Regions from separate parts of the Homo sapiens genome. Here region 1 is linked to region 2. A link is a loop called in an ENCODE intact Hi-C map of the cell type or tissue named here. Cell type or tissue: CD4-positive, alpha-beta T cell. All regions are shown on one strand. Each heading gives the region's core, and the rest is flanking DNA. Links, peaks and the distances in the headings are about the cores only. Region 1 has its middle 380 kb from the start of RGS17. Region 2 holds the start of LOC124901439 (a long non-coding RNA gene).

Evidence for each region. Hi-C counts contacts between places; a loop is a spot of excess contacts. Peaks named below come from ENCODE experiments on the same cell type or tissue, not always from the same donor. Only the 100,000 strongest peaks of a DNase experiment are listed, where the experiment ranks them.
Region 1: a loop joins it to region 2, with 6 times the contacts of the local background. A loop is called at or near these places in 5 of 110 quality-filtered maps.

The regions. Positions count from the first base shown.
Region 1 is chr6:153,509,977-153,515,370 of GRCh38, reverse strand. No RefSeq gene overlaps it. Among named protein-coding and RNA genes, the nearest start is that of RGS17, 380 kb to the right of the region's middle. In CD4-positive, alpha-beta T cell, for the core only: CTCF peaks have their summits at 2,842 and 3,045; no DNase peak of the experiment used is centred there.
Region 2 is chr6:152,861,892-152,867,285 of GRCh38, reverse strand. The region is part of intron 1 of LINC02840 (long intergenic non-protein coding RNA 2840); the gene reads left to right. LOC124901439 (a long non-coding RNA gene) reads right to left here and starts at 3,706. Exons shown (of 2, transcript XR_007059821.1): 1 at 3,555-3,706. RefSeq lists an enhancer at 3,127-3,176. In CD4-positive, alpha-beta T cell, for the core only: CTCF peaks have their summits at 3,030 and 3,229 (motif pointing left); a DNase peak (open chromatin) is centred at 3,215.

The sequences.
Region 1 (5,394 bases), core at 148-5,147, 650 kb before region 2:
AAATGTCCAAACTCCCCAAAGCAACCTACATATTAAATGCAATCACTATCAAAATACCAATGACATTCTTCACAGAAATAGAAAAACAAAAAACAATTCTATAATTTATATGGAACCACAAATGGCCCAGAATTTAAAAAAAAAAAAAAAAAAAGCTATTCTAAGCAAAAAGAACAAAACTGGGAGGATCACATTACCTGGCTACAAATTATACCACTGAGCAGAGTGATAATAACCAAAACAGCATGGTACTGGCATAAAAACAGACACATAACAAATGTAACGGAATAGAGAATCCAGAAACAAATCCACACACTTACAGTAAACTTATTTTTGACGAAGTTGCCAAGAACATGCACTCGGGAAAAGACAGTTTCTTTAATAAATGGGGCTGGGAAAGCTGGATATCCATATGTAAAAGAATGAAACTAGACCCCTATCTCTTGCCGTATACAAAAATCGAAACAAAATGGATTAAAGACTTAAATCTAAGACATCAGACTATGAAACTGAGACTATGAAACTCAGACTAAGAAGACATACAAATGGCAAACAGGCATATGAAAAGGTGCCCAACACTGATTATCAGAGAAATGCAAATCAAAACTACAATGAGATATTATCTTGCCCCAGTTAAAATGGCTTATATCCAAAAGAAAGGCAATATACTGGCAAGGATGTGGAGAAAAGAGAACCCTTGTACACTGTTGGTGAGAATATAAATTTGTACAAACACTATGGAGAACAGTTTTGAGGTTCCTGAAAAAACAAAAACTTGAGCTACCATATGATCCAGAAATCCCACTGCTGGGTATATACCCAAAAGAAAGGAAATCAACATATTGAAAAGATATCTGTACTCCTATGTTTGTTTGCAGCACTGTTCACAATAGCTAAGTATTGGAAGCAACCTAAGTGTCCATCAACAGATGAATGGATAAAGAAAATGTGGTGCATATACACAATGGAGTACTATTCAGCCATAAAAAGAATGAGATCCTGTCATTTTCTACGACATGGATGGAACTGGAGATTATTACATTAAGTGAAATAAGCCAGGCACAGAAAGACAAACATCACATGTTCTCACTTATTTGTGGGATCTAAAAATCAAACGAATTGAACCCATGGACATAGAAAGTAAAAGGGTAGTTACCAGAAGTTGGGAAGTGTAGTGGGGGGCTGGAGAGCAGGTGGGGATGGATAATGGGTGCAAAAAAAATTTTTTTAAATGAATAAGACCTACCATTTGATAGCATAATAGGGTGACTACAGTCAATAATAACTTAATTGTACATTTTAAAATAAAAGAATGTAATTGGATTGTAACTCAAAGGATAAAAGCTTGAGGGAATGGAAACTCCATTTTCCATGATGTGCTTATGTTGCATTTCATGCCTGTATAAACATTTCAGGTACCCCATAAATCTATACACCTACTGTGTACCCACAAAAATTTAAGAAAATAAAAAGAAATTAGATGAAAAAAACAACATTTAAAAGAAACAAGCTAGAGACATCTAAAAATTAAGAGAAAGAGGAACTTGCAAGAATACATGGAATTTGAAAAAATGGGTCATGAAGGTTGTATAAAGAGATAAATTGCATAAATTTAAAAGGGTGAAAGTAATGAGTTTGCAAACATTAAGTAATAAAAAGGGAAAAGACAATTTGTAATGGTCAATATTAAGTGTCAACTTGATTGAATTGAAGGATGCAAAGTATTGTTTCTGGGTGTGTCTGTGAGGGTGTTGCAGAGGAGATTAACATTTGAGTCAGTGGAATGGGAGAGGAAGACCGACCCTCAATGTGGATGGGCACCATCCAATCAGCTACCAGCACAGTTAGAAAAAGCAGGCAGAAGAAGGTGGAAGAAGTTGACTTGCTGAGTCTTCTGGCTTTCATCTTTCTCCCCTGCTGGATGCTTCCTGCCCTTGAACATTAGACTCCAGGTTCTTCGACCTTTGGACTCCTGGACTTACATGAGTGATTTGTCGGGGGCTCTCAGGCCTTCAGCCACATACTAAAGACTGCACTGTCAGCTTCCCTACTTTTGAGGCTTTAGGACTTGGACTGAGCCACTACTGGTTTTCTTGCTCCTCAGCTTGCAGATGATCTATCATGGGATTTCACCTTGTGTAGTCAATGCTCCTTAATAAACTCACTTTCATATATACATATATCTTATTAGTTCTGTCCTTCTGGAGAACCCAGATACACAATTTGAAAGATTACCTTACATGTTTAGTTTTACTATTGGGGATGAAAATTTCCACTTTCGTGCTATTTACAAAAGAGAATATTATGAATAAAAATAAAAAGAAATATACCATGCATATTAAAATTAGTTTTTATAAACTGACTCCACTTTTAAGAAAAATAAGATTTAAACAAAAACAAAAACATGTGTTCTAAATACTGCTTCAAGTGGGCAAACTTCTTCCCCAAATATTAAAATGAAAGAATAAAGAAGGCCACTTTAGAACAAAGCTGTAAAAGTATTAAGAAGAAGACATACACATGGCTAGATTTCAGATTTTGATGGAACTTCTGCAGAATGAAGTGGGGATCATAAGAAAGAGAGTAGGCCAGGCGCAGTGGCTCACTCCTGTAATCCCAATACTTTGGGAGGCCGAGGCGGGCGGATCACCTGAGGTCAGGAGTTCCGGACCAGCCTGACCAACGTGGTGAAACCCCGGCTTTACTAAAAATACAAAAATTAGCCGGGCGTGGTGGCAGACGCCTGTAATCCCAGCTACTCGGGAGGCTGAGGCAGGAGAATCACTTGAACCCGGGAAGCAGAGGTTGCAGTGAGTCGACATTGTGCCATTACACAGAGCGAAACTCCGTCTCAAAAAAAAAAAAGGGTGACAGTAGAGAAAACCATAGCCCAGGAATTGCGTGAGAGAAGGCAGCCAGGGCAGCAGTGCAGTTGGAGGATTTTGCCAGAATCTAAATAGGTGAGCAAAGGACTGTCTCAAGGAGAACATCACCTACTTCATTCTCCTCTCCCACTTTGTGCAAAAAGATAAAATTGTAGTACCACAATCAACCAGAGGAGGGCCAGACCTCCTGCTTGGGATTAGGTGCCCAAGAGTGAAACTCTTCTTCCTTTATAATTTTATAAGAGAAGAGGAAGTCTGACTGCTTCCTGTTTCATGCCCTAATTTAAGCCAGCGATCTATACTCTGTCCAGTGCACAAATCTCAGAGAGAAGAAAAAGACCTGTCAATATGACCAACAAGAGAAAATCTTTCTGCATAGCTATCTATAATAATCAGACTAGTCTTTTATGCATAACCATGACTGATTGACCAAGGATCACTACATATTTGATCAATTCAGATACAAAATGACCCAGATGTGGTTTATAGGCTATTTTTCATTATCTCTTTAAGGTATACATTACATACAGTAAAAATCTTTGCTTTCTTAAAGCAAAGTTCTGTGAATTGTGCAAGATACACACAGTTATGTAACCACCAGCTCAGGATGTGGAAGGACTATATTATTCCCCAAAATTCCCCTGTGTAATTTTGTAGTTAACCTTTCCCTCTGCCCTCAAATCCTGGCAACCACTAATCTTCTTTGTCTTCATATAGTTTTGCACTTGCCAAAATGGCATATAAATAGGATCATAGGGTATGCAGTCCTTTGAGTCTGGCTATTTCATTTAGCCTAATACATGTTGACATTCAACTACATTGTGTGTATCAATTACTCATTCTTTTTTTTTTTTTTTTTTTTTTTGAGATGCAGTCTCACTCTGTCACCCAGGCTGAAGTACAATCACCCCATTTCCGGTCACTGCAACCCCTGCCTCCCAGGTTCAAGCCATTCTCCTGCCTCACCTTTCTGAGTAGCTGGGATTACAGGTGTGCAACACCATGCATGGCTAATTTTTGTATTTTTAGTAGAGACGGTATTTCACCATGTTGGCCAGGCTGGCCTCGAACTCCTGACCTCAGCTGATCCACCCTCCTCGGCCTCCTAAACTGCTGGGATTACAGACGTGAGCCATCGTGCCTGACCTATTCATTCTTTTTTTGTTTCTGTTATTATTCTATTTTATAAGTACCACAGTTCACTTACTCATTCTCTGGTCAAGGGATATTTGGGTTATTTTTAAATTTCTAACAATTATGAAAAAAAAGCCACCACAAACATTTACACCTAGGTTTTTGAGGAAATGACATTTTTTGTTTTGGGGGTTTTTTGTTGTTGTTGGTTTGGTTTGTTTCTCTTGAAAAAACACCTAGGAGTAGAACAGTTGGATCATACTGTGGGTATACAACTGTCTAAGTAGCTGACAAACGTGTTTCCAAAGTAATTGTACCATTTTCTCACCTCACCAGTTATGTATGAGAGTTGCAGGTGCTCCATCTTCAATATTTAACACCAGGTATTAATAGCCTTGTTAATTAAATCATTCTAGTGGATGTGCAGCCGTACCTTATTGTGATTTGCATTTGCATTTCCCTAAAGACTAATGATGCTGAGCATATTTTTATGTGTTTAATTACCTACCATCTGCGTTTCTTACTTGGTGAAGAGTTTTTACAAATCTTTTGTTTATTTTTCTAGGTTGTCTCTCTTATTGCTGGGTTATAGCATGGCTTTATGCATTCTAGGTAAAAATAATTTTTAGATATATGTTTTCCAAATACTTCTCATTGGCTTGGCTTCCTCTTTCATTTTCTTAACAGTGTTCTTGGAGAAACAAAAGTGTGTAACTTTAATGAAATCCAATTCTTTTTTTTTTTAATGTACTTATTTTTTTAAATGGTCCTTTTGCATTTGTGCTTTTTTTTTTTTGTCATTTTAAAGATGTCTTACCAAGCCGTAGGTAAAAAATATTTTTTCCGGATGTTTTCTTCTAGAAGTTTGATAGTTGTAGCTCTTACATTTAGGTCATGATACATCTCAAATAATTTTTATATGTGGCATGAAATAAGGATTGAAGTTTTTGTTTTTTTGCATAAGGGTACCCAATAGTTTCAGCAATAGTTGTTGAGAAGATTGTATTATTTCCCCTTTGACTTATGACTTTACCATAATGCTTGTGTCAAGCATTAATTGACTATATATTTATGGGTCTATTTCAGGATTCTCCTTTCTGTTCATTGGTTAATTGTGTGTCTTGACACCAATTCCACAATCTTGATTACTGAAGATTTACAATAAGCCCTAAAATTAGATGCTGTGAGTTCTTTCATTTAGTTCTTTTTCAAAGGTGTTTTAGCTATTGTAAAACCTTTACATTGCCATATACATCTTTGAAAGAGTGTGTAAATGTCTACAAAAAATGCACTGAGATTTTGGTTAGAATTACATTAAATTAATAGGTCATTTTGAAAAGATTGACATTTTCACAATCTTGAGCCTTCTGATTTG
Region 2 (5,394 bases), core at 202-5,201:
AAGCTAGCACTATGCCCAGAAGACTGGAAGAGAGAGAAAGAGTGAGAGACAGAAATTGGAAGAAGATATGTCCCAATGATGAATGGCAATTGCAATTTGTTGTGGCAGAGCAAAACCTAAAAAGCTTTCAAAGCTGTTGTGAAAAAAGATTTTATGTTAATAAAGTGGATAATATTTAGATGTATTTTCAGGAAATACACAGTGAATTTAATAATAACTTTCCTCTCAACAGTTACAAGTTAAAAAAGAATTAAAAAAATTAGTTGGCAAAAATAAGGATGAACAGTCCAATCATCACAATGAAAATATTATAATGTTTAAGTAAATCTGACCTTGTAACTAGGGCCAGCTATTAAATGGCTTGTATATTTGTATGAAAAAGAAAGCCATTTTTAGATGAAGGAATGTAAAAGGAGTCACTGTGTCAGATATGGAACTTCTGTTCTCCAATCTTGCAGAAAAGCCTTAAAAAGGTATTTTATAAAAAGTGAAATATCTACACTTAATTAACCGAACAGTTGCTTCATAATACAAGACCCTTCTAACCGTATCAATGATCTAATGAATCCAAATTGGAAAAATTGAAAGCACTTTCTTTTCACTTTAGTTGAGTCTTGCAATAGAAGAGATAGTGTTCAATTAGCAATGTGGGTGCCTTTTGTCTCAAAGGATTTACTTCCAAAGATATGAAGAAGTGTGGTTTCACAACTGCACGGCATAGATATTTTTGATTCTTTCATATCTCCAAAGAAGAATTTAAGCTAATTATGAAAAAAATAATTTCTATTGTGATGAAACTGCTCTAGTGTACTGGAATTTTAAAACGAGAATTTTTCTTTCTTCTTTCATTCTGTGCTATGATACATACAGTATGTATGCAGTTTTTTCAGACAGACTCCTCGAAATATTTAATGGGTATGCTTGTTCAGTACATATGGGTGTATGCTAGGAATCACTGCAAGTTTAGAGGACTGCTGAAAGAAACACGAGATTAGGACTCTAATGATCTTAAGTTCTTTGACCAAAGCTCATGCATTAAGTCATGGAAGACTTTTTACAAAATTTCCTGTGCTGCTAACTCCAATTCAAGATTTTCTTGAAACTAATAAATGTTTACCATATATTTAATAATTAAAGACAAAAGAAATGACAATGTGGTTTATATTCTGTCACTGATACCACACTACATGTGAATAATATAAATTTGAAGCTCCAATAGAAAGAAAAAGCATATTTGTGATTAGGTAGACATGCATGAGAACTTCTGTTGAAATTAAACCTTTTTATACTTCTAAACAATACTAAAGATTTTACAAATATTTATAAATCAGTATTCAGAAGATTTTAATTGTAATTGACAGTTTTATATAAATTGGCTGCACAAACTACATGAAAAACATGAAGAATGCTTTGTTGATATTGATTGATTAGGAGTTGATTTTTAATTTACACAATAGTCTGAATTCAATGTTAATAACCGGTTGACTTAACAGTTAGTGAGTTTACTTAACTTGGGGAGCTATAGTTTTAAAGGTATATGATTTTGCTTCAAAGTCTAAACAATTCTTTTTAAAAAACAAACCAGTTTTGTCAATGTGCATATGAATATTAAACAAAAATAATGTTTTGGTACTCAAATTATTGGAAAAGTTTTAAAATGTATTTGGAACAACTTGAGCATGTGAATCTACTTTTCAATTGTAAATTGTAAGTAATCTCAGCACAGATCAAGTATTTCTGATGAAAATATTGTGTCTGAATTGAGTTGTCCTTTAAGTGTAAAATATACACTGTATTTCAGGGTGGGTGCAGTGGCTCATGCCTGTAATCCTAGCACTTTGGGAGGCCATGGAGGGTGGATCACTTGAGCTCAGGAGTTTGAGTCCAGCCTGGCCAACATGGTGAAACCCCATCTCTACCGAAAATACAAAAATTAGCTGGGCGTGGTGGTGGGCATCTGTAATCCCAGTTACTTGGGATGCTGAGGCAGGAGAATTGTTTGAATCCAGAAGACGGAGGTTGCAGTGAGTCGAGATCATGCCTCTGCACTCCAGCCTGGGTGACAGAGGGAGACTCCATCTCAAAAACAAACAAACAAACAAACAAACAAAAAAACCTATCTATCTATCTATCCATCTGTCTATCTATCTATCCATCCATCCATCAACTTTCTATCTATCTAGATATACATACTGAATTTCAAAGACAAAAAATGTGAAGTATATCATAATAAATATTTTATATCAGTCAAATGTTGAAATGATAATATTTTGGGTATACTTGATTAAATAAATATACTATTAAAATTATTTTTACTTGTTACCTTTTACCTTTTTAATGTAGCTACTAGAAAACTTTCAGTTATGTTTCTGTTGGACAACACCACTGTAGACAACTCATATTTTGACATTGTATTAACTTCTTTAATATTATTTAACTTTTCAAGGTGCCTGACTCACGTTCCCTATCAGACTAAATTCTACTTGAGATCAGGAATCATGTTCTTCTTTTCTCACTTAGCCAGCTATTATTGAGAGCTTACACAGAAGACAGAAAGGTACATTTAAGGCCCATTTCTTGCACTCAAAGAACTCATAGTTTAATAGGAAAAGATATGTAAATAAATAATCAAAATATGGAGACATAAGAACTTAAAGATCATAAAGACATAAAGAGCATAAAGACATAAGAGCTTAAAGCTTCAAAGCACCATGGCTCTTGAAAAGAAGGAAGACTAAAGCATCCACCATAGCATTCTAGCAAGCAGACTGCTATGTCGTTACTTAAATGGCTTTGAGACTAATGTAACAAATGGAATTTAAATCCTTGATTGTACAATGGAGTCAGAGTAGTAGAAAAATGCTAGTGGGAAAGAAATAGTCATAAAAAATTGAAGGTGAAGTAAGAAGTATGAAAGAAAATGAATTAAATTATGTTCAGTGTGTTTGGATGGAAGTCTTGGTTTCATGCGAAATTCATGCTGAGAATAAAGGAATGTGTTTCCATGCGATAACACAAACTCTTAGCTTTGTTGCACAGTTTAGAAGTAACCAAAAGCAGGAATGAGAAAATATTCATCTTATCATATCTGCCAGTTTTAAAGATACTGTTTACCATGCAGTGGTGTTTGAAGCAAGACCATCTGTGTAAACAGAAATGTAGAGAAAGCAAGCAGTTCTCTGAAGTGCTAAGACTAAGGACTCTTATTGCTTCTGCTTTGGCGCCCTCAAGTGGCCAATTGAAATGAGTAATTCAAGGTATTGTATAATATTGTATTGCGCTTATTTGCAGTTATGCACCATCCTTGCATTAATTGGCTTTTCCCAACTATGTCACTAATAGATGGCCCCATTGAAGATGAAGCCTTTGGTAAGTTGTTTCAGAGAATTTTCCTTTCCAAATAAAGGAAGAAACCACCATTTTGTAAGTGGATGCTTATTTTAGGCAATACAAGGCCTAGACATAGTGATGAAGTACTGGCCCCGGGGTGTTTTGAGAGAAAGACAGAAATAAATCATCCGTCTTTCGAAAATTCTCTACAAATATTTCTATACCATAAGAGACGACTTGGAATCTTCCGATGTCCAGAGTGTCCCTTAGATGGTAAGGCTTACTGATGAGAGAAGGGGCCGCCTTCTATATCTTTATTTAGTTCTTTAAATGTCCTCTGGGCTGTAGAGATGAGCATCATGAGTCGCTGATGAAGGCTGTCCAGTAGCCAAGCTAAATGTGCTCCATCTAGTCACTGCGCCAAGAATGGGCCTATTATGACACATACTAGTATATTATGTGACCCAATAAAAAGTCTCCATTATTAAAGGTCATAGTAAATGGATATACTTCAGTACAAGAAATGAAAGCAACAGTCATTCTTTTAGGAACAATCAGCTGATTTCAGGAAAGTTTTTATGCCATATTTTTAATTTTTGACAAAGCATAAATGATGACACTTTGGTGTGATGAGTAAAACTTTGCATTTATTGTCATACCTGTCTTATGAAAGTCATGAACTATTAATGAACTTAATAGTTGATTATTTCATTAACTTTGACACAATCCTGTAAGGTAGGGCAATTGTAATTCCTTCTGTAGGTTTTCATATTCTTAGTTTATTAGGAGAGGAACCGTCAGGACTTAGAAATAAAAATAAAGACTTGGTAGTTGGTATTTGGCAGGAGAAACAATTCTGAGTAATCAACTGGGAATTAACAGATGCAGAATCTAAGCACATTAAAAATAAAAATTCTAAAAGATTCACTGTAGAGCCAGATGATATTTTATCTATTGTCTGATATGTTTTCAATATTCTAAAACATAACATCGTGATATAAAAGGACTTCTCATTAAAGATGACAAAGGAGAAAGAATAACAATGACATGCCAGGATTCTGCTATCTGATAGTTCTGAAGAGCACTTTCCATAATATTAATGTACTTTTGTTGTTGTGAGAAGAATCTAATATTGATTTTTGAAATGAGACATTTCTTTATTGTGGAATTTAGAGTGTAGTTTAAAGAATTTTTTCCATGGAAAGAAACCCTTCATTGCACTTGATTTGAGGGTTTCTTTAATTATTATTATTGTGGATGAAAAACCTTTCAAATAGGCAGACCTCATGTAAGCATATTGGATTTGAATGAAATTGTAGCACCAAGTATCAGAAATTTATTATTAAGAATAATAATTTTGATAATAATTATTAATAAAAATTCTTAATAATATTATTTATCGAACTTATATTTATTAAATGTCTATAATGTATAACTGCCAACTCCCATATAATGTCTTGAAATAAAAACCAACTAGGAATAAGCTGTCCTGGAGGCTTATATTTACACACTTCTTCAAACAATAATCTTGGTGTCTGTGAGCACCTGGTGTCTTACTGTAGTGTAAGGTAGGTAGGAAAGGTCTGTTTTCTTTAATGTTTAGGGTTTGTGATGCATAAATAAAATAATGCATGTAAAAGGCATTTTTGAAATGCTAGAATTCTAATTTCTAGTTGTAGTTCTTTTTTTTTTTTATTGTATATTACTAGACTAGCCAAACCAGCAAATTCAGACAATGGTATCTGTTTGATTATAATATGCTTCCATATAACAACAAACAACTAATCATTTGTTGGTCTATATCAGAGGGAAAAAAGATGATCAAGTTGATAATCTCTGGTTAGCTCACACTGTTATTTAAGGAAAGACCTTTCGTCTTATCATATTTTATCCTCACTGGAGCAAATGTTTGTGTCTTTTTTATTTGTACAGATTTATGGGGTACTTGTGAAATGCTCTTGCATGTATATAAGACAGAGTGATCAAGTCAAAGTACAGTAAATTTTTGTTAACTATAGTCACCCTACTCTGCAATCAAACACTGTATTTAATCCTTCTATTTAA